Linked DNA regions of Homo sapiens: region 2 is linked to region 1. A link is an interaction called in ENCODE POLR2A ChIA-PET data of the cell type or tissue named here. Cell type or tissue: A673. All regions are shown on one strand. Links, peaks and the distances in the headings refer to the core of each region. The heading gives the core; the rest is flanking DNA. Region 1 overlaps DAPK1 (death associated protein kinase 1). Region 2 has its middle 23 kb from the start of SPATA31C2.

Evidence for each region. ChIA-PET counts read pairs that join two places held together with the same protein. Peaks named below come from ENCODE experiments on the same cell type or tissue, not always from the same donor. Only the 100,000 strongest peaks of a DNase experiment are listed, where the experiment ranks them.
Region 2: POLR2A ChIA-PET joins it to region 1 with 12 read pairs; 1 of 35 experiments calls an interaction of 5 or more read pairs at or near these places.

Annotation. Positions count from the first base shown.
Region 1 is chr9:87,521,262-87,537,831 of GRCh38, reverse strand. All of the region lies in intron 2 of DAPK1 (death associated protein kinase 1), which reads right to left. It also overlaps the pseudogene RPS29P18. Among named protein-coding and RNA genes, the nearest start is that of DAPK1-IT1, 24 kb to the left of the region's middle. RefSeq lists an enhancer at 6,535-7,517. In A673, for the core only: no CTCF peak of the experiment used is centred there; DNase peaks (open chromatin) are centred at 5,931, 7,804, 8,621 and 12,061; H3K4me3 peaks cover 231 bases; H3K27ac peaks cover 5,631 bases.
Region 2 is chr9:88,153,013-88,169,582 of GRCh38, reverse strand. No RefSeq gene overlaps it. Among named protein-coding and RNA genes, the nearest start is that of SPATA31C2, 23 kb to the right of the region's middle. In A673, for the core only: no CTCF peak of the experiment used is centred there; a DNase peak (open chromatin) is centred at 8,252; H3K27ac peaks cover 1,771 bases.

The DNA of each region.
Region 1 (16,570 bases), core at 5,614-13,613:
GGATACTCCTTCCTGCCCAGAACCAATCTGGTCCTTACCAAGATTTTCTTCTAACTTCACAGCTGCACACTTCACACCATCTGCTGCTTCCAGAAATCCTTCTCCATTAAGAACAGATGATAGGAAATGCATCCTCGCTGGCATTCTCGAATGCTCCTGCAGACACACTAACGCGCACACACAGATCATATCATATATGCCACATACATATATCTACTTACCATGTATGCCGCACACACTACACATCTACACACATGCCAGATACTCCAGACATGCACACCATATTCCACATACACACACATACACCATGTATGTCACATACTACACACATGCACATCTCATCCAAACTACACATACAAAATACACAAGTATACATACACATACCACATTCACAACACACCACACACAAAACCCCACACCATACCCAGAAACATCTCCCCATACACCCAGCCCATCAAGCAGAGCTGGCTGACTGCGTACACACTATGTGATGGGGGATACTGATGCACTACAGAGGGCCTCCAAAACACATGAAAACCTCATAGGGGCTGGATGCGGTGGCTCACGCCTGTAATCCCAGCACTTTGGGAGGCCAAGGCAGGAGGATAACGAGGGCAGGAGTTCGAGACAAGCCTGGCCAACATAGTGAAACCCTGGCTCTACTAAAAATACAAAAAATTAGCCAGGCGTGGTGGCAGGCGCCTGTAATCCCAGCTACTTGGGAGGCTGAGGAAGGAGAATCGCTTGAACCCAGGAGGCAGAGCTGCAGTGAGCCAAGATTGGGCCATCGCACTCCAGACTGGGTGACTGTGTGAGACTCCATCTCAAGAAAAAAAAAAAAAAGAAAACTTCATGTCTCCAATATCAACTTTTTCAAGGTAAAATTTAATCTAAAACAACTATTACTGCTCTGATGGTAGAACTAACACCACTACTCCACTAGAAAAATATAAAATAATCAGGTTAATTAAAGTTCTTCCCCATTGTTGAATTTTGAATAAATTTATTGTTACTGTGCCTATTCAAGACAATAAAGAATTTAAATAAGAATAAAATATTCTCAAAGAGAATATAATTTGCCCTAAAGGCAAATAACATAGGAAAAGTAGCTATAAATACGCAAAAGAAACAAGATAATCCTAGTAAAATTTGAGTCTGACATGGGTAGGGGTGGTGGGGTAAATCAGCTCCCTGATTTATTTATTTATGCAATAACAAATAAAGCACTTAAATCAGTATTTTAAGTGCTTTAATTTTTATTGTGTTATTTATTGGTTAAGTTAAAATTATTATTCCCCATAAGATTTTTACAATTCCCACATGACTTGCAGATTTTTTTTTTTAACTAATTGTCAAAATCTTAGGCTCTTGGCTTTCAAAATCAGTACAGACAGATAAGAGCTTTAAGTATTTCGCATTTCCCCAGAGGAAAAAGTCAGCATCATAAACCACATGGGTCACATGCTCACGCACATGGTGTCTTAAAAACACCTTCACTTGCAGATAGGCACCAAGACTTACACCTTCTACCCTCGCCCATCCTGAGAACATGTTTGGGAGCTCTCTGCGCTTTGTGGGTCCAAGAACAAACCAGAAAACCCAGACATCTCACACTAGTACCTCTGCTACATGTCCTTAACCCAGAGGCTGTAGCTTTAGGGAAGGGGCTGCTTTGAGGACACCAAACTGCTCCTGAGCTCCTAGAGCTCGCAAGGGCTGTTTTGAGCAATATACTAACTTAGAAAACAAGAAAGAACATAAATGAATCAGCTGGCAAGCCCCATTTCACTTGGGAGGCGGAAGAGGCTGGGGACAGGTATAAATGACCCTCTTTGAAAAATCAAGTATCATTTTGTTTCTCACTACCAAGGTAACAGTCTGCTGTGGAAATTTCAGAAAACCGATGAGCAAATGGAAAATAAAAAGCACCCAGATGTAATCCTCTGCCCAAAGATAAGAACCTTGGGCCTTCCGGTTTACATCTGTGTCACCTTTTTTTCCCCTCTTACATACAAACATATTAAGTTGCCTTAACTCTGTGTCTTGGGGGAAGGATATTACTATACCGTTGCCTACTTTATTTAAAATAATATATATTTATCTAATGATTTTGCAAAGAATTTATTTAGAAAGTTTATGAATCACCATAATCTAAGAGATCTTGAATTATGTTCCTATGATAAAGAGAAATAAAATACTGGTGGGCTATATATTTAGGTTAAGTAGGGCAGAGACTAAACTTTCTTGGAGAAAAAAAAATCACATTTATAGACAGTATTACATTAAAGGAACATTATATATTTGATATCAAAGGAGACCTTCACACATGAGAACCCCAAATTAGGATCCCATACAGACCAAGTTTCAAATGTTCAGCTGTTTTTTAATCACACTCAAAGCTTAGCAGGGCTTATAATTTTTATGTAATTCAATATCAAAAGACAGACTAGTTTCCCATAAAATACTAGAATTAAACACTAAAATAAATCTAAAAAACACTAGTGTGATAGAGCATGCTCATAAGCATCTCTGTGCTGATTTTCTGCTTGATGATGCCTGGAGAACAGTAATCCCCCCATCCTTAAAGAGAACGAAAGGGGGGCTAATGGAAATGCAGTTCTCAAGCCAGAGGTGACACCAGAAACAGGGGCCATTAAAATAGACAGAGCTTGGCAGGATTTGCCTGGGGCTAGAAACACACAGAAAACAGAAAAATGGATGGTCTCTGTGTCATCTGTGTATCCATTTCCACCACGGGCTTCAAGAAACTAAGAACTGATGGTGAGGATTTCTCCTTTAATCTTCTGAATAATGCCTTCCAGAAAGTGCTCTTCCTATTGATAAACACATTTGCACACATCAAATCAATTACAGAAAATAAATCAAGAATCGGACGGGGTGGCTCATCCCTGTAATCCCAGCACTTTAGGAGGCCGAGGCAGGCAGATCACCTGAGGTCAGGAGTTCGAGACCAGCCTGGCCAACATGGCAAAACCCCATCTCTACTAAAAATACAAAAGTTAGCCAGGCGTGGTGGCACGTGCCTATAATCACAGCTACTTGGGAGGCTGAGGCAGGAGAATTGCTTGAACCTGGGAGGCGGAGGTTGCAGTGAGCCCAGATCGCGCCACTACACTCCAGTCTGGGTGACAGAGCGAGACTCCGTATCAAAAAAAAAAAAGAAAAGAAATCAAGAAAGGACACCTCACACTTTAAAAATAAGGGTATCTAACAGGAAAGCATTTAAACCATTCACTCTACCTGTCCCAACAGTGCTTACCTAACAAGAACACTGCAGATGCATAAAATGATTTTTGCTGATCCTCAGGTTGGAAATGGAATCCCAACTAAGGCATCCTACTAATAACTCAAAATAAACTCAATGGAAAGTAAACATCTATGAAGTATCTGCCTGGGAATCAGCATTGTATGTAGGGCCTTCGAAGATCCAATGAAATGTCCAGTGTGGTACCCCTGCCCTTGAGAGCAATGATTGGGAGAGGCAGAAATTGTCAATTTCAAAACTGTCAAGCCAAACCAATTGGAACAGCATGGCAGCGTTAAAAAAAAAAACAAAAAAAAAAACTGTCAAAATGAGCCAACTGCATTTTGGCCATATGTGTGGCATATCGCACATTGCACATATATTGAAAAGTATGCCTAATGTTTACCATGCATTTTTTCCTAAGAATTCATGGCAGCTTGCAAAATTAAAAAAAAAAAAATCGCAAGAAATTGGAATAATAATTCCCACAGGATCACAGTCTAAGAAAAGTGTTTTTAAAATTGCAAAGCATTATGCAAATGTATAACTAAATGGGCCTAAAGGACAGGAACCTGAGAACTGCTGTTAGAAAATGAGTGGACTCGGCCAGGTGCAGTGGCTCACACCTGTAATCCTAGCACTCTGGGAGGCCATGGTGGGCGGATCACCTGAGGTCAGGGGTTTGAGACCAGCCTGGCCAACATGGCGAAACCCCGTCTCAACTCAAAATACAAAAATTAGCCGGGCATGGAGGCATATGCCTGTAATCCCAGATATTCGGAAGGCTGAGGCAGGAGAATCGCTTAAGCCAGAGAGGCGGAGGTTGCAGTGAGCCCAGATCACGCCACTGCACTCCAGCCTGGGTGACAGAGTGAGACTCCATCTCAAAAAGGGCAGGGCAGAGCAGGAAAAGAAAAGGAGTGCACACATGGACCAATTAGAAATTGTTCCTATCATAAAAAATTTCTTTGACTGTCAAAAGGTTCCTCACTGGTCCTTCAGGTAGCAGGTTGCCTACGTCTTTCAAAGCTCCAGGAGCCTTCTCTGCTCATCTCTGCTCCCCAGTGGTGGCTAGCACCCCACAGGAGCAGGTGCCTTCCAGCCTGAGTTGGCCTGAGGTCTTGGACCTGTGCACCTGGCTGATGCTGCCTGTGAACACATGAACACTCCTTCTCCTGCCCCTGGATGCGGTCTGAGAGAACATAAATGTGTTGCAAAAGTTAAAGGTGTCAAAGACTTCAGCATCTTTACTTTCACAATACTGGTCTGGTGCCTAAGCACTGGTAAATGTAGTTCTCCCAACAGTTTCTCAAAGCCTGCATTACTTTATGGACAATTTCATTCTTTTATTTTTACATATAGATATGCATACATATCCACACACACGCATGTGTATATATATTTTATGTGCATGTACACAAAATTTACAATGTGTGTGTGTGCATACACAGGCACACATATTTTTTTAAGCCAGGCCTTAATTACATTATATCATTCTGCTTGTTCCCATCTGCTTTTAACTCCCACCTTTTATTCCATTCAGGAAATGAAAATATTCCACACCCTTCAGACTAAGCCTAATTAACAGTGGAAATAAAAGTAACCTATTGTTGAAATGTACTAACATCTGTAACTTATTCTGAAATACATAAAAACTGAGATGGACAGATGATTGTACAGAGAGGCGATAAAGGAAATGTGGCAAAATGTTAGTAATTACAGACTCTGGGTGGAGGGCAAATTGGCGTTCCCTGTACAGTTCTACCAACTTCTCTGTATATTTAAAAATTTTCGTAATAAAATGTTGGAAGAAAAGAGGGAGAGGTGAGAAGAGGAGACATGAGGTTTTTTCTTCTCTCAAAGCATCAGCTGGCTCTATTATGAATGCCTGGCTCCTTGTATTCAACAGTTTACACATTTCTTTCATTGTCTAGCATTTTCAGTTTTGCATAGGGGGTATAAAAATGCTATCAAAATAAGAATTTCACATTATAATATACATGAAATGAATACATTTTAGATTTTAGAATTTTCTTAAAAAACATAGGATAAAGGCACAACATGCCTACCCTAATGATATAAACCAGGGGTCAGCAAACTTTCTGCAAAAGGTTAGAGGATAAATATTCTCAGGTTTGAGGGCCACATGGTCTCTGTCACCATGACTCAACTCTGCCATTGCTGTGCAAAAGCAACCAGAGACCAAACAAATGGGCATGGGTGTGTTCCAGTAAAACTTTATTTATGAATACTAAAATCTGAATCTCATATCATTTTCATGTGGCACAAAATACTGTTCTTTTTAAAAATCTTTTCCAATCATTTAAAAATGTAAAAACAATTCTTAGCAGAAGGACTCTATAAAAACACAGTGGGCCAGATTTGGCCTTGGAGTTACAGTTTACTGACCCTTGAAGTAAACCATAGGGCCTTGGCAATGTGTGGCACCAGTTAATCATGGCACTGTGTGATTGCCAACATGAGGAAATCAAAGAGTGGCATTAATCCCAATTTGGCCAGAAAGAAGAGATCGAGCCTAGCTTAGCACTAAGGCCTGTTCAGGAACGTGTTTGTTAGTAATGATGATGCCTCTTAAAAGGCAAAACCAAGAGTCAGGCCCATAAGCATTAAGCATTTCCTAGAACACATTAATATCAGCCCAGGGGGCACATGGAGGGAAAACTACTGCACAATAAGGAGGCCCCTGGGGATTTCTCTGAACTCATCCCCACCTCTCAGACTTGCCTCTCTTCCTGCATTCCAATATTCTCTAATATTCTGTGGACATTCCTTTATGTTCACAGGAAACAATAAGACACAATAATTGAACTTTCAGGCAACCAGCTTTTTAAGCTATGTACAATAGACAGCACCTGTATGAAATCCTGGGCATAATTCTGGTTGTGACAGTTCAATGCCCTACACTGGGGAGAGGACTGTTTTTTCTCAACATTACACTGAAGTGACAGCTCCTCTGCCTTTTTCTACTCATCCTCAGGTCAATATTGCAGCACAGGTTTGCACCAGTCTGAGACACGCCAGTCTTTGCTGTGCAGTGAATGCCCTCTTACCCCCAACTTCTCCCTTCACCACCTACAAAGGCTTCAGATGGACTCACTGTCCTAACTATTCTTCTTTCTATTTATTCTGGTTCCCCAAATTACAAAGTATACTCTATGAAGAAAACACAGGAAAGCCCCAAGGGAAAAATCACGTCCATTTTCAAATATTGTTTCTTCTTTGAACGACCAGGCCTGAGGCTGGTGGCACCAGTAATGAACTCCAGCCAGCTACTGGCAGTGAACATCGGGTATGGATAGACCAGCCCTCTAGTCAGAGGGGACTCACGCACAAGCTATGACCCACACTGCAGTGGAAACGAAAAGCTTGCTGAGCCCACTGCGTGCAACAATGCAATGATCAGAGCATTTTATCCTTAAATAATATTTTTGACCTAGATCTCTCCCCCTAACCCCTTCTCACTCCAGAGAAGGAATTAGATAGATACTTTAAAATATATCCATGCTTCCACTTGACTATCCAAAGGGTAAGCATTTCCTGAATTCACTGGTCTGTTTTTAAAAGGCCTGGCGCTAATGCTCGGCTCACAGCTGCTCCATCCCCCTGGGAAAGGAAGTTACTTAAAATCTTTGAAGAAGAGACCTGCATGAATATGGAGAGGTCACTGGTCTGGCCCCAGTGACTACCTTTGTTCCAGTGAGGATGACCTTCAAAGGGGCCCTTGGGGGTTTCTTTGGATGTTTGTTCCCACCTGCGACAAGAAGGCTCCCCTCTGTGCATCCCTCATGTGGCTCCAGCACATGAAACCCCAATGTCACAAAGGGAAATCGGCTCAGTCTGTCCCATAATGTCAGAATTCCCTAGATGGTGGGGTTTAAAAATTAAATAGCATGTCTCTCTTTTTAAAGAACTAACTTCATATTCTTCAAACAGAAAGAAATTATTCTGAAATTTCTGAAGAAGTACAGTGGATAAAAGAACTTTTCATCCATTATTAAATCTAAAAGGGAGTGCATGGGACTGCATATTAACTTCCTCTTCCAATTTCAAAACGGGTTAAGGAAAGTAGACATAAGATTTGACCCTTGGAGACACTGAGGTTGTTAATGTGCTTAATATAAATTCCCCTTACAAAACAGACTTGAAATTAACTTGCACATTTAAAATCAAGCTACCCTACAGAGGGCTAGATGTAGGAACTGGTAATACAGCCTGTGTTGGTTAGGCAGTGTCTTTGAGATTAATACTAAAAGTTACAAGATCTCTCAACTGCTTCCCCAGGACTTCTGACGACCAAATCAAAGTGGCAGGCTCAGGGTCAGCTTATTCCTCACATTCTGGAAAATAGTGGAATAATAACAATAGAACATAATGGGAACCATATAAGTTCTCACTGGGGAAAAGAGAGGGGCAAGATTAGGCTGTGCTTTTTCCATTCCAAATCCCAGAGGGGGAAAGCCTAAATAATAAAAACAGGACTGCGTTGAGGACTTAGGCACATTCTCTCATTTCGTCTGCACAGATATCTAAGGAAGTTCTCATTATCTTAATGAGGAAGCAGGGGTTCTGAGAAGCTTGGGCGGGCGGCATTAGGGAAGTTAGGGAGGCATCAGCTCCTCCTCTGCACCAAGCATTCTTATGAATCCCAAATTTAAAGGCCCAGAGGTGAGTAGGAGGAAATTTAGAGCAGATGACCACAGAACAACAGAACAGGTCTGACCTGTTCTAGGGGCAGGTGACAGGGACTCGCCTCCTGGCATTCTCCCAGCCTAGCCTGAGCCCCTTGGGTCTGGTGGCTTCTTTGCTCCAGGCAGCCTCAATGCAGTCAAGGGTCCTTGCAGATAAAGGCACGTCCACTGCATTCCACGTACTGTTAAAGCTCTGTCCCCTCCTGTGCAACCTGGGCCTTCCCTCCACCTTTGCAGCCAAGAAATAAACACAAACTGATAATCCAAAGACTGTGCCATATATCCCCCAGAGCATGTGGTATACACTCCATAACTTTTTACTGAGCATCTACTATGTGTCAGGCACTGTTGTAGATGCTCAGGATAAAACAGACACCAAATCTCCTCAAAGAGTCACAGAATAAATGATACCCTTAATTTTTAATTTAAAAGATAAATTAGTAAGATCACGTTAGAAATACCTTAGAAACTACTAGGTACTAGTGTTACTGGAAGCGAATCTGTATGGGTCTGCAGCAACCTCAATTCTTTTCTCCTCAAAAGAAAGAATTCGACCAAGGGGGCCTAAGGCAGAAGAGACTGAGGCAAGTTTTAGAGCAGGAGTGAAAGCTTATTGAAAAGCGCTAGAGCAGAAATGAAAGGAAGTAAAGTACACTTGGAAGAGGGCCCAGGAGGCGACTTGAGAGATCAAGTACGCGGTTTAACATTTTGACTTGGGGTTTTACATGTTGTCAGACTTCTGGGGTCTTGTGCCCCTTCTCCCCTGATTCTTCCCATGGGGTGGCTGTCTGCATGCTTAGTAGCCTGCCAGCACCTGGGAGGTGAGCACACACAGTGTGTTTACTGGAGTCATACACATGGCTCCCTTGAAGCATTCTTCCCTTACCAGTTGAATGTCCCTGGAAGGTCATATACCAGGGTATATAGTGCGGCAGAAAATGGGGTATGGTGTGAGGTTGGAGGTGATTTTTTTTTTTTTTTTTTTTGAGATGGAGTCTTGCTCTGTCACCCAGGCTGGAGTGCAGTGGCGCGATCTCGGTTCACTGCAACCTCCGCCTCCTGGGTTCAAGAAATTCTCCTGCCTCAGCCTCCCGAGTAGCTGGGAGTACAGGTGCACACCGCCACACCCGGCTAGTTTTTTTGTATTTTTAGTAGACATGGGGTTCCACCATGTTGCCCAGGCCTGAGCTCAGGAGTCGGAGGTGATTTTTATAGGAAGGTCAGTTTGGCTTCACTGAGAAAGTGACATCTGAACAAACGCTGCAGGAGATGAAAGTTAGCTTTGTGGCTCTCTGGAGCAAGAGCATTCCAGGAAGAGGGATTAGAAAAGGTGCATGGTAGGCCGGGCGTGGTGGCTCACGCCTGTAATCCCAGCACTTTGGGAGGCCGAGGCGGGTGGATCACCTGAGGTCAGGAGCTCGAGACCAGCCTGGCCAACGTGGCGAAACCCCATCTCTACTAAAAATACAACAATTAGCTGGGAGTGGTGATGCACACCTGTAATCCCAGCTACTCGGAAGGCTGAGGCAGGAGAATCGCTTGAACCCAGGAGGTGGAGGTTGCAGTGAGCTGAGACATCACCATTGCACTCCAGCCTGGGCAACAAGAGAGAAATTTTGTCTCAAAAAAAAAAAAAAAGAAAGAAAGAAAAGAAAACGCACTGTAACAATAAGCTTCCAAATGGATAAGACATCAAGGTGCTTACGCACGCTCAAGTTCTCTCAAGTCTGATTCACATCGGCAAGTGTTTAAAGTATGCTGCTCTCTCACAGTACATTAGTATCAGTGTCAGTGCAAGTGGCTTGGTGCACAGAATTCAAACTACCTATATATGTATTGGTGTATGAAACATTGTGGGATGCATGTGTGCAATCAAAAGGTTTCTGAAATTTAATTTTCCATTTCAAAGTCAGTAGAAAGGAGGATTAATGACTTCGGCATTTTGGTCAGCAAACAATTGTTCGCAGACAAGGTCTCAGCCATAAGATTGCTTCCCATCCTAGGATTTTTCTCCTGGCTTAATGTGTGTGCTTCGAAGAAGTATTTTAAATGTCACTTGCAAAAAGAGGAGGATGTGAAATAAACACCTGGGAATAGTCCCAATAATCCGGCCAGTAACAGTTCAGAAAGAAGCTCAGTGTTTGGAAACTGTCCAAAGAAAACATTAGGCTTGTGTTTTGACATATTTGTTAATGGAAGACAATTTTGCACACACACCTATTTAAGTGATGTTTAAAGGCTTTAGGGATCTTTTGCCAGCTCACCTTCCTGATAGACCTAGATGCAGAGAGCATCTAATTCCAGGAACGGACCTCACCTCAGCAGGAGCAAGCTCTATTTTGTGCTCTGCTGGAGCCAGCTTGGCCAGCCCTGGCATTCCCTGTACAGCGCATGGTCATCCGTGTAAGGCCGGTGAGTAACAATGGAAGCAGAAACGTTCCCGTGGCATGGAGTTGCTGTTTCTAGACTTGCAGACCCAACAGGCCGCAAAGACTACTGGGCCTGAGAGGAAGGATTCAGTGTCAGAGAGCCAAGAGGCCCATCTCCTCCAAGCCCCTCAACCTAGCGCAGAAGATCTGAAGGCAAGCGATTAGCCCAAGGACGTACAATGCTCAAGAGCACATAAGTCAAGGGCAAAAGCAAGTGTCTTCAATGCCACCCTTGGGTGGTTTTACAGTCACTGGGAGACCAACACCTAAAGAGACAGAATGAATCTCTACACCAGGCTTTGCTCTTACAGAATGTTTATGGAATTTTGTTTCCATCAGCTAAATAATCACAATTAACAATGTCATGGGTCCTTCACCTTCAGGTGTCCTCTTTCACAGTCAAAGGCCCTGGGCAACTGGTTCTTTCTTCCCCTTCCTTCTTGGCCCCCACTGCTAATGGGAAGAAATTCTGTCTTACAATCCTCCAACTGTTTTTGAAGTAGAAACAGCATATGGGGATGGTTATGTTTGGGTTCTGAGTTTTCAGAGAAGTCCTTATAACATGTCTAATTGGCATCAACATCAAAGAAGGTATGTTGTTCACCAGAGAGAGGAGAGAATAACCAAGGATGGCTGAATGGTTAGCTGTCAATCAGACTTGGGCACGGCGACACCACCACTACCATCTCATCACCATAAAGGACCACTCAGTACACAATTATACAGGATGACTTGGGGGACGCTGCCCAAAAACCTTTGCCCTCAAAAAAAATACCAAATATACCTGGTTAGAATCACAATGATTCTCTAGAAAGCTTCCCATAGACTAATGGAGGGAAATAGATACCAGGAAGGCATTGGAAAAATCCAAATGTCATTCAGTTGGTGAGTGAACAGACTGTAGCATATTCATACAACAGAAAACTCAGCAATAAAAAAGAGATGAACTATTAACGTAGACAGCAATGTGGATGAATTACAAATGTGTGATGCTAGCCAAACTTAAAAGGTATATATGCCATGATTCTATTTCTGTGTCTGTCTTGAAAAGGAGACACTGCAAGAACAGAAAACTGACAGTGGTTGCCAGATGAAGGGAGGTGGGGAGCATTAACTCTAATACACACATGGAAATTTAGGGGATTATGAACTATTATACGTCCTGATTGCAGTAGTAGTTCCATGACTATGCATTTGTTAAAACTCAGAATTGCATATTAAAAGGTGTGAATGTTACTGAACACAAACTATACCTTTTTTCCTTCTGTTTTTTTTTTTTTAATTGTAGAGACAGGGTCTTGCTACATTGCCCAGGCTGGGGCTGAATTCCTGGCTGTAAGCGATCCTCTTGCCTCAGTCTCCCAAAGTGCTAGGATTACAGGCATGAGACACCACTCCTAGCATATAAATTATACCTTTAAAAGGAGCCAAAAAATCTAGTAGAAATCAGTAAAAGAGCAAAACCCAACAAAAATTTTAAATATTTACTGTTTCTTGGTAAATTTAATATTTTAAAAACAAACTTAAAGGGATACTCGATCTGCAGGCCTATAGCTCAACTGACTATTAAGCCTGGTCATGAGCTTCAGAGCAACTGAGCCCTCACCCCAGGCAGAAGGCAAGAGGGAGGGGAAATTAAGCTCCTCAGACATTCAGCACCTGCCCCATGCTGGGTGCGAGGAGCTGGGAGCGGCCACAGTGCCAGGTCTGAGAGAGCTCACAGTGGGAAGAGAGAGGAAAACATGGAGGAGGTGGAACCGAGGCCCTCAGCCCTAACAGGGCTGCTCTGACCAAAGAACCGCCTCAGGTTCTTTTTGGAAACTGACATTTTGGCCTTCGTTTATTCAACGCATTTTTTGTTGTTGTTTTTTCAAATGTTTATTTTATGTACAAAGAACTATCATGGTTTTTCATTGAGTATATGCCTTGGATAATCCTTTGAAGGAAGATCATTTAGTCCAACTTAATGAAACCGATATCCTTCGCGTACTGACGGAAACACTGGCGGCACATATTGAGGCCATATTTCCGGATCAGACCGTGCCGGTTGTTTGAACACACGCAACAAGAGCGAGAACCCTGGCCGAATTTTCGCGGGTGGCTCCAGTACAGCTGCTGGTGACCCATCTTGCTCTCAGGAGTGCAACGAGGTAAAAGCAAGAAGCTCTATTCAACGCATTTTTTAGGTAAGCACTGCATTGGGTAGGGTGAAAAACAGACGCAGAAAGTTCTGGTACTCATCCAAACACACAGGAAGACACAGTCTTCCACCCAACTGTTTGCACAGGGTCATCCACAGGCTCCTGAGGGGTACAAGGGACCCCAGGGAGACCTCAGGGTGCACTGTTCACACTGTTCGGTTTTTGTTTCTGTTTTTAATCTTTTTATCTCCATAGGTTATTGGGGAACAGGTGGTGTTCAGTTACATGAGCAAGTTCTTTAGTGGGGATCTGTGAAATTTTGGTGCATCCATCACCCGAGCAGTAAACAATGCACCCCATTTGTAGTCTTTTATTTCTCACCCCCTTCCCACCCTTTCCCTCTAAGTCCCCAAAGTCTATTGTGTCATTCTTATGCCTTTGCATCCTCATAGCTTAGCTCCCTCTTATGAGTGAGAACATACAATATTTAGTTTTCCATTCTTGAGTTACTTCACTTAGAATCATTGTCTCCAATCTCATCGGTTTACTGCAATTGCCATTAATTCATTCCTTTTTAGGGCCGAGTAGTATTCTATCATGTATATATACCATAGTTTCTTTATCCACTTTTTGATTGATGGGCATTTGGATTGGTTCCACATTTTTGCAATTGCGAATTGTGCTGCTGTAAACATGCGCATTCACACTGTTTGGGGTGTGAAAGGACCTGGCTGGTGTCTCCTGGGATTCTGCGAGGAGGTGGTTCTGGCAAGAAACCCACCCCGGCTCTACTGTTAGGCTCTGAGAAAGAGGAAGTTCAAGGGCTCAAGCGTGTGCTTCCCAACTTTCCACGTCAGCTTAGGGAACACACAGAACTGATCTCTATGTCCGCTGCAGCCTGAGGGAACCACCTGAGGGCCCTGAGGGTGAGGGGGTCCCAGACCCAGCATGGCTGGCATACAAGAGGTGCTCCCTGACTCTCAGGTCCAGCTGTGGGAGGAGAGATGCAGTGGGCCCAGAGACCTGAGGAACAGTTCCAAGGTCAGGGCATGCTGGAATGTGCAGGGCCTTTGGGCCAAGAGAAACAGGCACCCCTTCCCCCAGGGAGAGGCCCAGAGCATCAGTGGACTCCAGCCCCTCCTCTGTAAGAACCTCTATCGGGGCACAAATGGCTCATCCACCAGGAACGCCTTATCCAAGACACTAACTTGCCTCTCATGGGCTGTACCTGTTTCATCCACCTCGCTGAGTAGAGATACTGCAGACCATCTTTCAACATGTTTAGACAGTGCACTCACTAGCATGCCTGTGATTCTGAATATAGCAAACATAAACACCGTAAGGCTTGTATTTTCCTAGAGTGGGATTTCATCAGTCTAGCTCAAGCTTCATTTCTGAAGCTCTTCACTCCCCAGCTCACAAGAGCTCCTGGAAACAGCAGCTTTGCTGATTCCCTACAGCTACCAACAGTGCAGGAAATCTCCCTGGTTGAATCCAGCCAGCCCTCAAACCATGTTTTGATGAGCAAATGGTAACTGAGGGGCTCTGGAAAAACTACGCCTGGAGCCATACTTCACACTTCACACGAAAATAAATTCCAGGCAAATCACAGACTTAAACATACATAATAAGCCATCAAAGTACTAGAAGAAATTATGAGAGAATATTTTAAAAATGAATTTAAAGTGGGCTGGGCACGGTGGCTCACATCTGTAATCCCAACACTTTGGGAGGTCAAGGTAGGCAGATCGCTGGAGCCCAAGAGTTTGAGACCAGCCTCAGCAACATGGCAAAACCTCTTCTCTACAATAAATTTTTAAAAAATCAGTTGGGTGTTGTGGCTCGTGTCTATGGTCCCAGCTACTCAGGAGGCTGAGGTGGAAAGATCTTTTAAGCCCAGGAGGTCGAGGCTGCAGTGAGCCATGATTGTGCCACTGCACTCCAGCCTGGGCAACAGAATGAGACCCTGTCTCAAAACAAATAAACTCAGAGCGGTAAGGGCCTTTCTAACTGTGATACAAAACCCATAAAAGATTAAACGAATTTGATAAATCCGACTATTTTAAAAAATACAGCTGTCTGGGACGGTGAAAGACTTCTGGAGATGGATAGTGGTGATGGCTGCACAACCAATGTGAATGGACTTAACGCCACTGAATGTGCACTTAAAAATAGTTAAAATGACAAGTTTCACATTTTATCACAACACAAAAAAAAATCATGGGGAGAAAAGTACCAGAAACAATGCCAAAAGACAAATGACAACCTAGAGAAAAGATGTGCAAATCATAACATGAACATAAAGCTATTTAATAGATAAAGAGCTCCTACAAATTAATAAAAGTCTACAAACGTAGAGAAAAATGGGCAAAGAGTATGAATAGAAAGTTCAAAGCAGAGACAAATAGTTCTTAAACATACTTGAAAACATGCTTACACTTATTCATACTTAAAAATTGATGAAACTACACTTATCAAAGTAGCAAGAATCAAGCAGCTGTGAGACAGCGAAAGAAGCCAGCCAGCTTTCTCTTGTAGTTGGGCTGAAAACTGACTTACGGTCTATGAAGAGTAACTTGGTAACACATACAAGAATGACAGATGCATGTTCTCTTTCATCCAGCAATTCCACTTCTAGGAATTTACCTACAGATAGCTTCAACATTTTGTACATCAGCAATCATTGCAGAATTGCTTATAATAGAAAAATTAGAAAAGAATCCTAGAAGTTCACAGACAGAAAGGGTTAAATAAATGACAGTAAATCATAGAGAAGAAAAAGGCATGTCTTCCTATGTAGTAATGGAATGATTTTCAAGTTATGCTATGAGGTGAAAAAACAAAAAAGCCAAAGGCAGAACAATGTGTATAACATGCTACGATTTCAGTAAAAACATGAAAAAATTTATGTTTATTGTCTTAAATACACATAGAATATATATGGAATGATCTCAAGACTCACTAGAAGGAACTAGTCACTGGAGGGCAAGATACTGTCTTTGACTTTCGAACTGTGTGAATGTATTACATATTTCATTTTAAAAGATGTAAAGGGACCTGTCTGAGAAAAAAAATATAACTCTTGTTCTCCATAACTGGCCATTCTAGTTAAGTATTGTTGGTGACTACTGTCTTAGTCCATTTTCTGTTGCAGAATGGGCAATTTATAAATAAAAGCAATTTATTCAGCTCGTGGTCCTGGAGGCTGGGAAGTCTAAGAGCATGGCGCTGGCACCTGGTGAGCATCTTCTTGCTGCATCAAAACGTGGCAGAGGGCATCGCATGGCAAGAGGGCAAGAAAATGCTCACTAAATATGCTTGGGCCTCTCTTCCTCTTATAAAGCCACCAGTGGCACTCCCACGATAACGCATTAATCCATTAGCCCTTTCATCCACTAACCCACGTATGAATTAATCCATTCATGAAGGCTCTGCCTTCCCAATCACCTCTTAAAAGCCTCACCTCTCAACACTGCCATACTGGAGATTAAGTTTGAACATGAGTTTTGAGGGGATAAATATTCAAACCAAAGCAACTACCATAAGTCATCAAACTGCTAGATAAGAAGGTCTTCTCTTTCCTAAATGATGGGGAATAAAATTGCCAAAAGATTGGATAAAGCTGGAAAAAAAGTACACTAAATGAGATGTCATCCTTCTCCTCTTCTTTGTACCACAGTGCCCCAGTGCTGACATCCTAGCGGAAGGCAGGACATGGCAGCTGAGTTCTGACAGTGGAGACGGTCTCTGGTGCCCCTCCTTTCCTGTGATTCTTCAATGCCCACCCTGGACCTTGTCCTCATGGGATAAGAACTGGAGTCCCATGGACTGGCTCCTGGTCCCAGCTTTGAAACCTCATTCATCCATCTCACCAATATTCACTGAATCTCTAATCATACATTCAGCACCTCCCTGGGTCTGGGGCTAAAGACTGAATAAGACAGACAAGCACCTGCCTTTCCAGACCTTGACAATGGAGCTAGTGATGTGCTCCAGCCTGCCTGTGCTGGCTCACAAGAGACAACT
Region 2 (16,570 bases), core at 4,644-12,643, 630 kb before region 1:
AAAAGTGTGTCTTATTTTTAGACTTCTAGGCTTTGTATTATAATCAGAAAGTCTTTCTCACTGATATTATAAAATTAAAACACAATCATTTTCCCTGAATGTTCTGTATTTTAATTTTTTACACCTAAATTTTTATCTGGGCTATATTTATATTTTTACAGGAAGGCTTTTGATATTTGTATATGAATTGTATTTCCACCACCCTACTGAAATGTCTTAATTTCTTTACCAGTGTTTTTCTAGTTCATTCCTTTCAGATTCCTTGATATACACTGTGTCTCCAGCACTAAAAGAATATTTGCACCACCTTCTCAATTTCCTTCCATTCGTCCTTCTCTGTTTTCTTCTTTTACCTTCTTCCCTCCCTTCCTTCCTCTGATTTTATCAGCTAGTGTCTCCAGAACAATACTAAATAATGGTGTATATCCTTGTCATATTTCTACCTTATTGGTAACCTTTCAGTACTTCTCCATTAAATATAATATTGGATTTTACATCAATTATAAGGAAAATATTTTTCCATTTTATTAAGAAGTTTTAAGGAATAGATTTCAAAATTTGATCAAATCTTTTTTCAACATCTATGGAGTTGATTATGTTTTTCCAATTTTATCTATAAATATGATTAATTTTATTGATAGATTTTCAGTATTGAGCCATCCTTGTATTCCACTTATGAAAACAATTTATCATGATATAAAATGCGGCTGGATTCGATTTCCTACTATTTTACTTTGAATTTCTGCATTAGTAATTATACTTCAAATTGCTTATGAGATTATTTCTTAGTGCTATCCACTTCAGAATTTGGTGTCAGCATTATGCTGACTACATAAAAATTTTATGTTTCCCTTTCCCCCTGTGCTTTGGAAGCCATTTAAATATCTTTGGTTTACCTCAACCTTAAAGGTCTGTAGACTTCATTTGTAAAACCATCTGTGTTCTTTTCTCCCCATGGGGGTAGTCTTTTGAAACCATTCTCTCATTACTTTTTGATACTCGAATTGTTAATATTTTCTAAATAGTTTCCATTTATTTTTCCTAGAAAATTATCAATTTTATTTACTAGGTATTCTAATATTCTTTTATATATTTTAGCTGATTTTAGGTTTATTAGTTTTTTTGCTTTTTGTTTTGAGATGGAGTCTCATTCTGCTGCCCAGGCTGGAGTGCAGTGGTTTGATCTCTGCTCACTGCAACCTCCACCTTCCAGGTTCAAGTGATTCTCCTGCCTCAGTCTCTGGAGTAGCTGGAATTACAGGCATGCCACCATGCCCAGCTAATTTTTGTATTTTCAGTAGAGATGAGCCATGTTACCCAGGCTCCCCTCAAACTCCTGACCTCCAGTGAACGGCTTGCCTCAGCCTCCCAAAGTGCTGGGATTACAAGCATAGCCACCATGTCCAGCCCCATCTTTTATTTTAGTGTTTCAGTTAGTTTATTTTAGATCTGTCTTTTACATATTACATATACATTAGGTTTTGCTTTGTGATTCCATCTGAGATTTAAAAAATTTTTAAATTGTGGTAAAACATACATAACATAAATTTTACCACTTTAACTTTTTTTTTTTTTTTGAGACAGAGTCTTACTCTGTTGTCCAGGCTGGAATGCAGTGGCACAATCTCGACTCACTGCAACCTCTGCCTCCTGGGTTCAAGCGATTCTCCTGCCTCAGCCTCCTGAGTAGCTGGCATTATAGGCGCCCACCACCATGCCTGGCTAATTTTTTTATTTTTTGATATGTTGGCCAGGCTGGTCTCAAACTCGTGACCTCAGGTGATCCGCCCAACTCGGTCTCCCAAAGTGCTGGAATTACAGGCATGAGCTACCTCGCCCAGCCCCACCTTAACCATTTTTAAGCATACAGTTCAGTAGTGTAAAGTACATTCATCAGTCATCGGAACTCTTTTCATCTTGCGAATCTGAAACTCTGTACCCATTAAACAATAACTCCCCATTCCCTCTTCTCCCAGCCCTTGGCAATCACCATTCTACTTTCTATCTCTATGAATTTGGCTAATCTTGGTACCGCACGTAAGTGGAATCATACAGTATTTATCTTTTTGTAACTGGCTTATTTCATTGAACATAATGTCCTCAGGTTTCATCCATGTTGTGGTAGCATGTGTCAGAATTTCCTTCTTTTTTTTTTTTTTTGAGATGGCGTTTTGCTCTTGTTGCCCAGGCTGGAGTGCAATGGCGTGATCTTGGCTCACCGCAACCTCCACCTCCTGGGTTCAAGCGATTCTCATGCTTCAGTCTCCCGAGTAGCTGGGATTACAGGCGTGCACCACCACGCCCAGCTACTTTTGTATTTTTAGTAGAGGTGGGGTTTCATCATGTTGGCCAGGCTGGTAACTGGCCTCCTGGCCTCAGGTGATCTGCCCACCTCGGCCTCCCAAAGTGCTGGGATTACAGGCGTGAGCCACCACGCCAGGCCTCCCTCTCCAGACTGTTTCTCCTCTGCCACCTGGATACCAGAGAAAAGTAAACCCTAGGGATGGGTGGATCTACATTCCAAAAGAAGCCTAAGTTACTGAATGACCACACAGAAGAGTAGTGAAAACATTGCTGTAACCTTACTAGGGAATCAGAAAACTATGGAAAGTATAATTTTCCTGCTTGGACTATGGGAACCAAGATAAACCAATGTGAAACTTACCATTGTGTATGTGTCCTTGGGGGACTAGTGAGTCACAGCAGATGGTCTCCATCCGTCCCCTAATTAATTGCTGCAAATGAATATGAGTGTTTTGTCCTTTAAGATTTTAAATTCTGTTTTGTAACCACCATATGGTGTCCTGTCATCTGCATAGTTATCTATCACTTGAACAGTGACTTATTTATTATATGGCAAAAATATTTGCAGAATGAATAATGACTTGATACTAGTAAAAATACTCATTAGAATCTGGTTTCTGAAAGCAATCACTGAGTGTCTCAGAGCATCACCCCATGTCCCCAAAACCTAATAACTCAAAAAGGGAGGGTTTGCTGTGGTGTGAAGTATGCAGCACACCTACTTTTATGTTTCAACGTCAGCTTCATGAGAACACCCTGTGCTTATTAATTTTTACTCATTTTGCACAAATCGAAATGAAAGCTTAGCTTAATCATTGGAACTCATGCAATCTCCTTGCCTATAGCAACCTCACACACTTGTCACCCGGGAAAACATTGGATTCCTGTTCAGCTTGTTCACCTCATCCCTCAGAGTCCTGCAGTGGCTAAGTTCCAGAAAAGCTGTTTCCTTATCATTCCACAAATGTAGCTCTCTTACAGCTGTGGTTTTGTTTGTGTTTTATCTTTTTCTTTCTTGAAATGGTGGGTTTGTGAGCATTAAGGCCCTTTCTTGCTAAGACCCACCAGCAAAGCTGCAGCTGTTCCTGATGGCCACTACATTGAGATGTTTAAAATGAACAGCTAGGTCACCTCAAGAAGCAAATCAAATCTGACTTTATTTGGACAGCAAAATGTGGAGGCAGGTGCTCACAAGATTAAAGTTATTGTGCCACAAACAATTTATTTGCTTGTTTGTTAACTAGCTCATTCTCTTCCTGGAAGTTTTGTTTGTTTGTTACCTAAAACTGATTTTGTTCCCCTGAAGTAATGCTAACTGAATTTGACTGTAGCATCAGTCTGTGCTGCATTTATTTGCATAACTGAGCTTTTCCACTTTCCTTTTAGGAAAATGGTAAGCGCTGAAGCACAGATGATGGGAGAGACAGCCAAAGGAGAAGAAATCAAGAAAGACTGCATCACACCTAGTGTTGCACTGTTTTCAACTTGGGCATGAAAGAGAGAGTCTTCCAGGGCATAGCTAGTTTTAGGTTATGCATGTGGTGGTGTGCTGAGACACTTCCACAGGCAAGGATGGGACTGTGGCACTTTTAGAAAAGAAAATAACTCCTTAAAAATATTATACTATTGGCTGGGTGTGGTGGCTTATGCCTGTAATCCCAGTACTTTGGGAGGCCGAGGCAGGTGGATCACCTGAGGTCAGGAGTTCAAGACCAGCCTGGCCAACATGGTGAAACCTCATCTCTACTAAAAATACAAAAATTAGCTGGGCATGGTGGCGTGTGCCTGTAATCCCAGCTACTCAGGAGGTTGAGGCAGGATAATCACTTGAACCCAGGAGTCGGAGGTTGCAGTGAGCCCAGATCGTGCCTTTGCACTCCAGCCTGGGTGACAAGAGTGAAACTCTGTCTCAAAACAATATATATATTATATATATATAAATATATAAAAATATATATAAATATATATATATATATAATCTAGAAAATCACATCTACAACTTCCAGAAAAAGAAGGCTGAGAGATGGTTGTAGGGTTATCTCTACAACATCTGACAAAATGAACAACAGAGAAAAGAAACAAGAAGCACACACACGCATGTGCACACACATGAGCTCTCATTCCTCAGCCAATGATGAGAAAGGAGACTTTATGGCCATGACCTCTGCAGAGTGGTGCTCACAGAAAGAAAGAAGCAGAACAGCCTGACTTGGTTTGCAGAAGTATCTAGCCTCAGAACACTCCCCCAAATAAGGGGAAAGAAGTGGGTGAACAAAATCTTGAGAATTTTCACTGATATTTAAAACTTTAGAGGAAGTAATGACATTGATTCTTGCCAACACACGTTATTGAGAAAGGGAGGGAGACGAGGGAAGATACAAAGAAAACCTTAGAAAGGAGACACCCTTCACTCTGACTGCAGGGACAGGTATAGGGAGAGGTAATTGGGATCTTCTGAACTCACCACTTTCGTTTCTTCAAGGTGGGGGGAAAATAAAGGCAAAATTATTAAAATCACAAAGATCTAATAATTCTCCTGAATAGATAGAAACCTAACAGAAGGGAAGAAAAATGAGAACAAAAATCACATCTGTAATCTCAACACTTTGGAAGGCTGAGGCTAGAAGATCACTTGAGCCTAGGAGTTTGAGATCAGCCTGGGCAACACAGTGAGACCCCCATCTCTACAAAAAATTAAAAAATTAGCCAGGTGTGGTGACACACGCCTGTAGTCCCAGCTACTTGGGAGGCTGAGGCAGGAAGATTGCTTAAGGCCAGGAGGTCGAGGCTGCAGTGAGCTATGATCACACCACTGCACTGTCACCTGGGTGACAGAGCAAGACCCTGTCTCAAAAACAAAACAAACAAAAATCTCCAAAAGTAGGAGAGATGGTGGAGGGGGAGGAGGAGGATAGATCTCAGGAAGGAGGTGAAATGTCAGCCCCAGCCCTGGAGGGACTGAGCCATAAAGGCCAACTCAGGTGGAAACGAAGGCGCCCCGTGGCAGGCCACAGGAAACTGAGTCCAAAACCCATGGGCTCAATCCCACAGCAATAAACATCTCTGACACAAAATGTAGCCAAATTGCAGAAGAAATAGGAGTCTTGGTAGGGCAGTCAAGGTTGTGCCCATTCCCAGCTGAGCTCCCTATCCTGAAGTGGCCACCATCCAAGAAGGCAGGGAAGACATTGAGGATGTGGCATATACAGGCCTCACTGCCTGTGGGAGTGGCCTCAGGGAGGCTTCAGAGGCAGTGGGAGGATAGTGGGGCCTGTTTCAAAGCCTCAGAGCTGCCTCAGGTGAGCAGGACTTAAATATGGCAAAGTAAGGACTTCTCAGACCCCTCTTTTCTCTTAAACCATAAGAAAATGACAAGGAGACTAAGAACAGAAATGGCAATCTTGGTGTTAATAAGAGAACATCTCTAATGCCCAACTTCAATATGCTCGAAGCAGGGCTGCCAAGGGCAGGGGAAACTCGTAAACCTGAGCACACAACAGGACCAGACCTTGTACACAGCTGGGGAGCAGGGAAAAGGCACAAGTGAGAAGGCACTCCCTACAGTGTGCAGATCCAGCATGGCATGGGAGATCACGGGAGGAGCTGGTGAGAAAACTTTAGAGGAAGTAATATGACATTGATTTAAGTCTTTTGAGAATTCAAGAACTGTGATGGCTACTGCAACTACCAGCAGAAATACAGTAGAGCAGGCTGGAGAATGTTCGCGTCTTGGTTGCCATGAAAGCACACTCAACAGAGACAGCAAGCCAGGCAGCACCAGGGCATGTACAATTCAAAAGCAGTCTTATCTTCAGTGTTTGCAAGAAAACCTCCCAGGTCAGGGGCTTTCAGACTGTTTTGCTCTAGACCATTGGTAAGAAATACATTTTCATCACACACACACACACACACACACACACACAATTTACATTACTAAATACAATTTTTATTTAGAAGTACATACTCCTATTACATGTGATACATTCTGGTATCTTCTATATAATCCTATTCGATTTTCTAAATATAGATGTGGTGATAAGACCCTAAGATGATCCCCAGTGAACTGTACCTGCTGGTGTTGACACCTTTGGATACTCCCCTCCCCTCAACTCTGGGCAGGACCTGTGACTTATGCTCCTATGGGTTAATAGGACATGACAAAGGTGATCATGTGCCACTCCCAGGACTATATTATGTCATCAGACTGGAGTAAGAGAGCATCCTTGCTGGCTCAGTAAATGGAGTGCCACGTTGAGGAAGCCCATGTGGTAAGGAGCTATGGATGGCCTCCAGCAACTGTGGGCAGCCTCTAGGACCAAGGGTGGGCTCCCACCAACAACCAACAAAAGGCAGGAGTCCTCAGCTATACAGCCACAAGGAAATAAATTCTGTCAAAGGCCTGAATGAGCTTAGAAGTGGATTCTTCCCCAGTTGAGCCTCCAGATAAGAATGGAGCCCAGATGGCATCTTGATTGCAGCCCTATGAAACCCTGAACAAAAGACCCAGCAAAGCTGTTTGCAGATTCCTGACCTACAGAAACTGTGAGATGATAAATATGTGTTGTTATAAGCTGCTCACTTTGTCATAATTTGTTATGCAACAGTAGGAAACCAATCCAGCAGATTACAATCCACTAAATAGATTTCATGACCCCATCATGAGTTGCAGGCTGCAATTTGAAAAACACAGACTTGGCTTGGTGTATTGTGTCACACCTGTAATCCCAGCACCTTGGGAGGTCAAGGCAGAAGAATTGCTTGAAGCCAGGAGCTTGAGACCAGCCTGGGCAACAAAATGAGACTTCATCTCTACAAATTTTTTTTTTAATTAAAAAATATTAGCTGAGCATGGTGTTATGCCCCTATAGTTCCAGCTACTCAGGAGGCTGAGATGGGAGGACTGCTTGAGCCCAGGAGTTAAGAGACTGTAGCGAGCTATGATCACACTACTGCTCTCCAGGCTGGGTGACAGAGCAAGACCTCTTCTCTTTAAAAACAAAAAATGCAGACAGTAAACTGAAAGCTACACATATTTCTATATTCTACAGGAATGTGACCTTGTGATAACAGTAAATCTTATAAGTGTATTTGTTTAAAAAAATGGATTTATGTGCCTATAGAAGAGGACTAAACAAATGTAACATGTAAGTATTTAGGATGATGATTCAAAATAATTTTTTTGAAATGAGAGAAGAATCAAATCTGCAGATTTAAAAAGTGCACCATGTTATGGAGGAAAATGATATAGAAAAGTCATCACTCAGCCATACCCTGGTAAAGCAATTAGACTTCAAAAATAAAGAGAAGATAATTTGGGCATCTTCTAAAAAAGATCAAGTGACTCAGAAAGAGAAAAATAATAAGACTTGATTCCGATATCTCCTCCTCCACCATGGCAGAGCCTGCCAGCTGTCCAACAAAACCCCATTTTCTCTGCTTCCTGGGCACATAGCTCAACATTCCTACCCCCCCACAACCTCCCCCACCCCCTGCCAATGCAGATAGGTGGCCAGTAGTGACTTAGTAGCAGAAGTGATTGTGCTATTTGGGGCCTAGTGTTAAGAAAGCTGCAGTCCAGTCCCCTCTCCAGACTCTTTTTTTTTTTTGTAGTGGGTGCTGAGGTCCTTAGGCTTGTTTTCAGGGTTTCTTCCTCTCCATGTTGTTTTTTTTTCTGTTCTGACTCAGATCCAAGGTTCTTTACCCCCTTGTATTCTTCTAGCATCTCTTCATGTCCCTTGGGAGGAGCCAGGGATAGAAGAGGAAGCACCTTGTTATGTTAGGTATAGCTTTCTTCATATTATCAGACATAAGAGCAGGCATTGAAAGAGATGCTAAAATGTGTATCATTGCACAAGACTTCCTGGGCAATTTGAATGGCGATAATGTACCTTCCGAGAAAAGGTCTCAAGTCCCAAGTATTTATCACGTCAAAGCTTTAATCTCCCTAGTGCCATATTGTTCTGCTCAGCGGGAGACTTCTAGGCTAAAAATACAAAGTCAAAGCAAAAAGGATTAGGGGAGAGGGCAAGCAATTACCTAAGCATCTGGTACTGTATAGGAAAATGTTAAAATGGATCGTTCAGGGGAAGGAAAGTATTCCTGTAACCTCACCCAAATGACTACGAATTTCTGCTTCATTTTAGCATTTGCATGTTTGTGTTCGTTTTTCTTGTCCCCCACGTTCCTATGGGGCTGGTCTGGAGCATCCAGATGACACCGGCACATAAAGTAAGTTGTACGAGAAGAATATGAACATGAGAAATCCATCGCTTTAATAGCAAGCAGCAAACAAGCCTCCTCTTTGTCCAGAGAGAGACATTACCCCATCCCTCAAGGTTGCCTGCTGCGAACAGCCCTGAGAAAAGACGCAGATAAAGCGTGATCGGGGTTTGGCATTTGTGGAAATCAGAGTAACCGGCAGTGGTGTGAGAGACCCAGGAGGGCTATCTTTCCTCAACAGGGAGGAAGTGGAGGTGGCAAGAAAAGCATTTTTAAATGGAAAAGTGAAGAGGCTGTGGGAGCAGGATGGTCACTCAGTACTGGTGGAGGCCCCAGGTGCAGCTTTTGAGGCAATGTGGCAGTGACTCCAACTGGTCTACCAGGCCTGACCTTTACCTGACAATGTCTAGTCATTGAGGGAGGGAGGGAGAGAGACGGGAGGGAGAAGATATAAGAACAATTTGGAAGAGTAGAAAGGAAATAAAGTGAATCTGAGGTGTTTGCAAAGGAGGCAGAATAATGTTTAGGGAGACACAAGATTATGGGAAGAGTGGCTAGGGTTTGCTTCTTGGATGTGAGTTATTCGGCAGAAAGTTCTGTCAGGGCATGGGAGAAAGTCAGGAGAGAGACGAGCAACAGCAGAGCTGAGGATACCAGTTGGCAAGGAAGGTATCTGTGCAGGTCCCCATGGCAGGGCAAAGACTTCCGTAATCATATGCACTAGAGGCTGAGGTAGAAAATGCCTGGGAACATGGCCCATGTGCCAGCCCACAATAGGTCACACACAGAAGCAAAGAGGAGCAGGGGCTGGAGGGAGCTGGGGCTGGGGAAATTCTGTGCAGGATGGAACCTGTAGGAGAAACGAGGGAGTCCCAGGGCCACCCAGTGACCTACACAGAGGAGCCAGCATTGGATGCTGCTGAGTCTGGAGATCTCAGGCTAAGGAAGGGGACCACAGACACGTGCCTGATTGCAGGAGCCCACAGGCCCTCCCTGCCCTCTGCTAATGAGCAATGGGCCCTTTCATACACCAGGAGGAAGGAGGAGAAGAACCAAGAGTGGGAGAAGACTCCCTCAGGAGCATCAAGAATGGGGGGAAAGTGATTAGGTTTGGCAGAAAAGCTCTCTGAAGGAGACAGCATTTTAAAACTCAAAGTGACTAAAGAACCAAAATGAAGCTAAAATATAAAATTGATTCCTCTTAGCAGAGAGAGAGACAAGAAAATTTCATTTTCTAAACACATCTTGACTTTATATTTTTAATTTTACTGTTCATACCTCTTTCACCCAGTGGTAGAAGGTGACACAGGCCCATGTAATCACAGTCCCCTCATCCCAGAGCAGAGGCAGCCCAGACAGGGGCTTTCCTCCCACAGTGGGACAGGTAGAGGTCCCTTTGGCAGCGCAGAGAAAAATAGGCAAGGGGCACACTGCCCTGCAGAACCTGATGCCTCCAGATCCCCTTTCACCTGCACGGACGATGAAAGCTGGCACCAGGTGGCTGAGAGCAAATGAGGAAAATGCTCTCGTCGCAAGTGCTGGTATTTCCCACCGACACCCAGTGTACCGGGGAAGTGCACTCCACCAGCTCGGACCAAGGGAAGGACACGGGCAAGAACAGCACCGCGGAGGTTTCGAAAACTCTACTGTCATTAGAACCACAGACCACAGGCCGGGCGTGGTGCCTCAAGCCTGTAATCCCAGCACTTTGGGAGGCTGAGGTGGGCAGATCACCTGAGGTCAGGAGTTTGAGACCAGCCTGACCAACATGGAGAAACTCTGTCTCTACTAAAAATACAAAATTAGCCAGGTGTGGTGGCACATGCCTGTAATCCCAGCTACTCGGGAGGCTGAGGCAGGAGAATAACTTGAACCTGGGAGGTGGAAGTTGCAGTGAGCCAAGATCATGCCATTGCACTCCAGCCTAGGCAATGAGAGTGAAACTCTGTCTCAAAAAAAAACAAAAAACAAAAACAAAAACAAACAAACAAAACACAAAAGAACCATAGCCCACAAAAGCAGGAATAGGACCTATGCACTAAACTTAAACAGGGTGACTGACTGCTAGGAAAGGAGATTTAAGTAGAATCTAAAGTCATAATGTGCAAATGTTTAGGATACAATCAAAATTCACTTGTCATACCAAGAACCAGGAAATTGAAAATGGAATGAGAAGAAACAATCAACAGACACCATACCAGGGTGAATCAAGGTTGGAACTATCTCACAAAAATTTTAAAGTAGCCATCTTACAAAAATCATTCAAAAGAGCAATTACAAATATACTTTGCAAATGAAAAAAAAATTAGGTCTCGCTAAAGAAGTAAAAGATGTAAAAAGGAACCAAATGAAAACTATAGAAATGAAAAGTACAATAGTTGAAAAAAAGAGACTTATTGGATGGGTGCAGTGGCAGAATGAATATGACAGAAGAAAGAAATCAATGAACCTGAAGATAAAACAATAAAAATTACTCAATCTGAACAACAGAGAGAAAAAGACTTAAAAAAAAAAAAAGAACAGAGTTTTCAGGACCTGTGAGACTATAACAAAAGATCTAACATTCATAAGCAGACAAAGAGAATAGGGCTGAACAAGTATGCAAAGAAATAATGGGCCAGGCACAATGGCTCATGCCTGTAATCCCAGCAGTTTGGGAGGCCAAGGCAGGCAGATTACCTGAGGTCAGGAGTTCAAGACCTACCTGGCCAACATGGTGATAACCCTGTCTCTACTAAAAATACAGAAATTAGCTGGGCGTGGTGGCATGTGCCTGTAGTCCTAGCTACTTGGGAGGCTGAGTCAGGAGGATCGCTTGAGCTTGGGAGGCAGAGGTTGCAGTGAACCGAGATTGCACCACTGCACTCCAGCCTGGTAATAGAGAGAGACTCCATCTCAAAAAAAAAAAAAAAAAAAAGAAACAGAGAGAGAGAGAAAGAAATAATTGGTGAAGACTTTCTAAACATGGCAAAAGAACTAAGCTTATAGATTAAATTACCTAAGTGAACCCTAAATAAGATAAACCCAAGAAAACTCATGCCAAAACACATCATAATTAAATGAAAGGCAAAGAAAAAATATCCTGAAAAGAGTCATCTGGAGCCATGATACTACAAGGAAGTGGAAACAATTTTTCAAGTTCTGGAAGAAAAAACTATTCATTGTGAGTTGTATGTTTGGTGAAAGTATCCTTCAGGAATGAGGAGGAAATAAAGACACATTCAGATGAAGGTAAAATAAGAGAATGTGTGGCTAGCAGACTGACTCTTAAAGAATGGCTAAAGAAAATTCTCTAAACAGAAAGGAAATGACAACAGAAGAAGACTTGGAAATCAGTAAGGAAAGAATAACAGAATGGACAAAAATAGGAGTAAATAGACGATCTTCCTTGTGAGTTTCTAAATCATATTTCATGGGTGAAACAAAAAATATAACACCATCTGATGGGGTGTTTAATGTATGTAGAGGAAATACTTAAGACAGTTAAACTTAAAAACTGGGCAAGATAAAAGAAACTAAGGAGGAGTAAGGTGTCTACAGTTCACCTGAAGTGGTAACACTTTGTGTGACAGTAGACTGTCACAATTTATGTATAAATACTGTAATGCCTAGAGAAACCACTAAGAAAACTATCCAGAGCAGTATACTAAAAAATCACATACATATTTATATATCTCATTAAAATAAAGAAAATGTTGGCTGGGCGTGGCTGGGTGTGGTGGCTTACACCTGTAATCCCAGCTCTTTGGGAGGCAAGGGGGGCAGATCACCTGAGCTCAGGAGTTCCAGACCAGCCTGGCCAACATGGTGAAATCCCGTCTCTAATTTTAAAAAATACAGAAATTAGCCAGGTGTGGTGGTGGGCGCCTATAATCCAGCTACTCGGGAGGCCAAGACGCAAGAATCACTTGAACCTGGCAGGGCAGAAGTTGCAGTGAGCTGAGACAGTGCCACTGCACTCCAGCCTAAGCGACAGAGTGAGACTCTGTCTGAAAAAAAAAAAAAAAGTTAAAGAGAAACAGAGAAATAAGAAACAGAGAGAACAAACAGAAAAAAAAAAGATAGTAAAATAAAGACTTTAGCACTAACATTTTAATAATTACTTCAAATGAAATGATCTAAATACACTAAACAGAGATTGGAACAGTGGGTTAAAAAAAAACACAACCTAACTGTATGTTGCCTACAGGAAACTCAGCTGAAAAGCAATGACATAGGTAGGTTAAAAAAACATGTAAAATGATTATGCAAACCTTCATTTTTAAAAAGTAGCCATGGCTATATTAATATCAGATAAAGTAGACTTCCAAGCACAGGAAAACATTAGGGACAAAGGAACATCACTTAATGATAAAAGGATTAATACACAAAGAAGACCTAACTGTGCATGCACCAAACAGCAGAGCATCAAAACACTGAAGCAAAACTGATAGAGCTGAAAAGAGAAAAAGATACATTCACAGTTAGAGTATGTTCTCTGATCACAGAATATCAACTAAGAAATCGGTAATAGAAATTCAATAAAAATATTCCCAAACTTGTATATTAAACATCACAATTCTAAATAATCCATGAGGCAATAAAAACTTTCAAATAAAAATTTAAAATACAGAGAAGAAGAAAGAAAAATGAAAATATCATGAGTTAAATTTCGTGGAATACAGATAAGGCAGTACTGAGAAGGAAATTTAAGCAGTAATTGCTTATGTTTAAAAGAGAAAAGATCTCAAATTAGTGATCTTAAGTTCTTACCTCAACAAGGTAGAAAAAGAAAACCTAAATTAAATCCAAACAAGCAGAAAGAGAGGAAATAATAAGAGCAAAAATCAAAGAAATTAATACAGGAAAACAATAGAGAAAATCAATGAAACAAAAGCCGGATCATTAACAAAAAATAATAGGTAATTGAAAAACCCCTAAGAAGGTTGATAACAGTAGAGAGAATATACGAATCTCCAATGTCAGAACAAAATGGAATATCACCGTATCTGTTGTAGTCATTAAAGAGAAAGTAAGGGACTACTACGAACAAGTTTATGCCCATAAATTCAAGAATATAGAAAATCAGACTAATTCCTTGAAAAGCACAAACTATCAAAATGCAACCAAGATAAAATAGATCACCTGAACAGTCACATAAGCATTAAAGTAATTTAATTTATAGCTGAAACACCTGTGAGAAAGTTTCCAGGCCCAGAGAGTTTCACTGGAGAATTCTACCAAACATTTAAAGAAGAATTAATAGCAATTTTACACACTGTCTTCCGGAAAAATAGAAGAGAAAGCCCTTCCCCACTCTTTGTGTAAGGCAAGTATTACCCTGATACCAAAATTACACAAAGACAGAAGAAAGAAGAGAGGAAATACAGAAAGAGAGCAAGGGAAGAGAGAAAGGGAAGGAAGGGAGGGAGAAAAGGAGGGAGGGAGGAAGGGAGGAAGGGAGGAAGGAAGGATCCATATCTTGTATGAACTTAGACATAAAAATCACCAAAATACTGGCAAATTTAATCCAACAATGAAAAGAATTACACGTTATGATCACTTAGGATTTATTTCAGGCATGCAAAGTTGACTCGATATTCAAAAATCAATCAACATATCACTAGGCTAAAAAACCATAAGGTTTTATGAGCATATCAGCTGACACCAAGAAAGTCTGACAAAATCCACCATCCACTCATGATGAAAATTTGCAAGACACTAATACTAGAAAGGAAATTTCTGAACTTGACAAAAAGCGTTCACCCAAAGAATTACAGCTAACATCGTAGTTAATAGTGAAGAACCAAATGCCCTTCCCTAAGATCAGGAGCAAGGCAAAGATGTCCAAACTTACTACTCATATTCAACGTAATACCGGAAGTTCTAGCAAGTACAACATGGCAAGAAAAAGAATTAAAAGGCATACAGACTGGAAAGAAAGAAATAAAACTGTCCCTATTGACAGATGACTTGATCATCTATACATAGAATCTAGAAGAATTTTCCTCAACAAACCTCTTAAACAAGAGAGTTCAGCACATTTGCACAATACAAGATCAACACACAAAAATCAACTACATTTTTATATACTAGCAACAAACATGTGGAAACTAAAATTAAAAACACAATGCTCTTTACAATTGTACCCTCCCCAATGAAAATAGGTATAATTCTAAAAGAACATGTACAGAATCTACATACTGAATGTTGCAAAAATGCTGACAAAAAAACAAAATAAAAGAAGAGCTAGTTAAATGCAGAGACATACTGTGTTCATGGATTGGAAGACTCAACATAATAAATATGTCAGTTCTCCACAAACTCATTTGAGGATATAACAAAATGCCTTTCAAAATCTCAGCAGTTTTTCTTTTTTTTCTCCCTCCCTCCCTCCTTTCTTTCTTTCTTTCTTTCTTCTCTTTCTCTCTCTTTCTTTTGAGATGGAGTCTTGCTCTATTGCCCAGGCTGGAGTGCAATGGCGCAATCTCAGATCACTGCAATCTCTGCCTCCCGGGTTCAAGCAATTCTCATGCCTCTGCCTCCTGAGTAGCTGGGATTACAGGCGCCTGCCACCACACCTGCCTAATTTCGTAATTTTATTAGAGACAGGGGTTTCACCATGTTGGCCAGGCTGGTCTCGAACTCCTGACCTCAAGTGATCCGCCTGCCTTGGCCTCCCAAAGTGCTGAGATTACAGGCTTGAGCCACTGTGCCCGGCCTCAGCAGTTTTTCATACTGAGACAGGAGGCCAAGCTGGTCTTGAACTCCTAACCTCAAGTGATCTGCCTGCCTCAGCCTCCCAAAGTGCTGGGATTACAAGCGTGAGCCACCGCGCCTGGCCTCAGCAGTTTTTCATACTGAGGCAGGAGGACATAGAGAAGCAAATTCTAAATGTGTATGGTAAGGCAAAGGACCTAGAACAGCTAAAACATTTTGAAAAAGAACTAGAAAATGGAGCTGGGTGCAGTGGTGCATACCTGGAGTCCCAGCTACTCAGGAGGCTGAGGTGGGAGAATCAGTTGAGCCCAGTCCAAACGTAGCCAGGCAACATAGCAAGACTCTGTCTCTAAATAAGTAAATAAATAAATCGAGTGGGAGAAATCACTTTACCTGATGTTTAGACTTACTATAGCTACAGCTGTTAAGACTGTGATATTGGTGAAGGTATAGACACATAGATTAATAGAACAGGATACAAAACCCACACAGCCATGCCCATCTGATTTTTCTTTTCTTTTTTTTTTATTTTTATTATACTTTAAGTTTTCGGGTACATGTGCACAACGTGCAGATGAGTTACGTATGTATACATGTGCCATGTTGGTGTGCTGCACCCATCAACTCGTCATTTAAAATTAGATATATCTCCTAATGCTATCCCTCTCCCCTACCCCCAACCCACAACAGGCCCTGGTGTGCGATGTTCCCCTTCCTGTGTCCATGTGTTCTCATTGTTCAATTCCCACCTATGAGTGAGAACAAGTGGTGTTTGGTTTTTTGTCCTTGCGATAGTTTGCTGAGAATGATGGTTTCCAGCTTCATCCATGTCCCTACAAAGGACATGAACTCATCATTTTTTATGGCTGCATAGTATTCCATGGTGTATATGTGCCACATTTTCTTAATCCAGTCTATCATTGTTGGACATTTGGCTTGGTTCCAAGTCTTTGCTATTGTGATTTTTCATAAAGTGCAAAAAATAATTAAATGGAGGAAGGATCACCTTTCAACAAATGATGCTGAAACAATGGGACACCCACGGGGAAACGAATGGACCCAAACCTCACATCTTATATAAACATTCACTGAAAATGGATCACAGACATAAATGTGAAAGGTAAAATTATAAAGCCTTTAGGAAAAATAAATAGGAGAAATCATCTGGATTTAGGGTTAGGTAAAGAATTCTTGGACTTGGCCCCCAAAGCACAATACATAAAAGGGAAAATTATAAATGGAACATCATCAAAATTTTAAAATTTTGCTCTGCAAAAGCATAAAAAAGAAACAATGCAATTAGAAAATGGGCAAGACTGGGTGCTGTGGCTCACATCTATAATCCCAG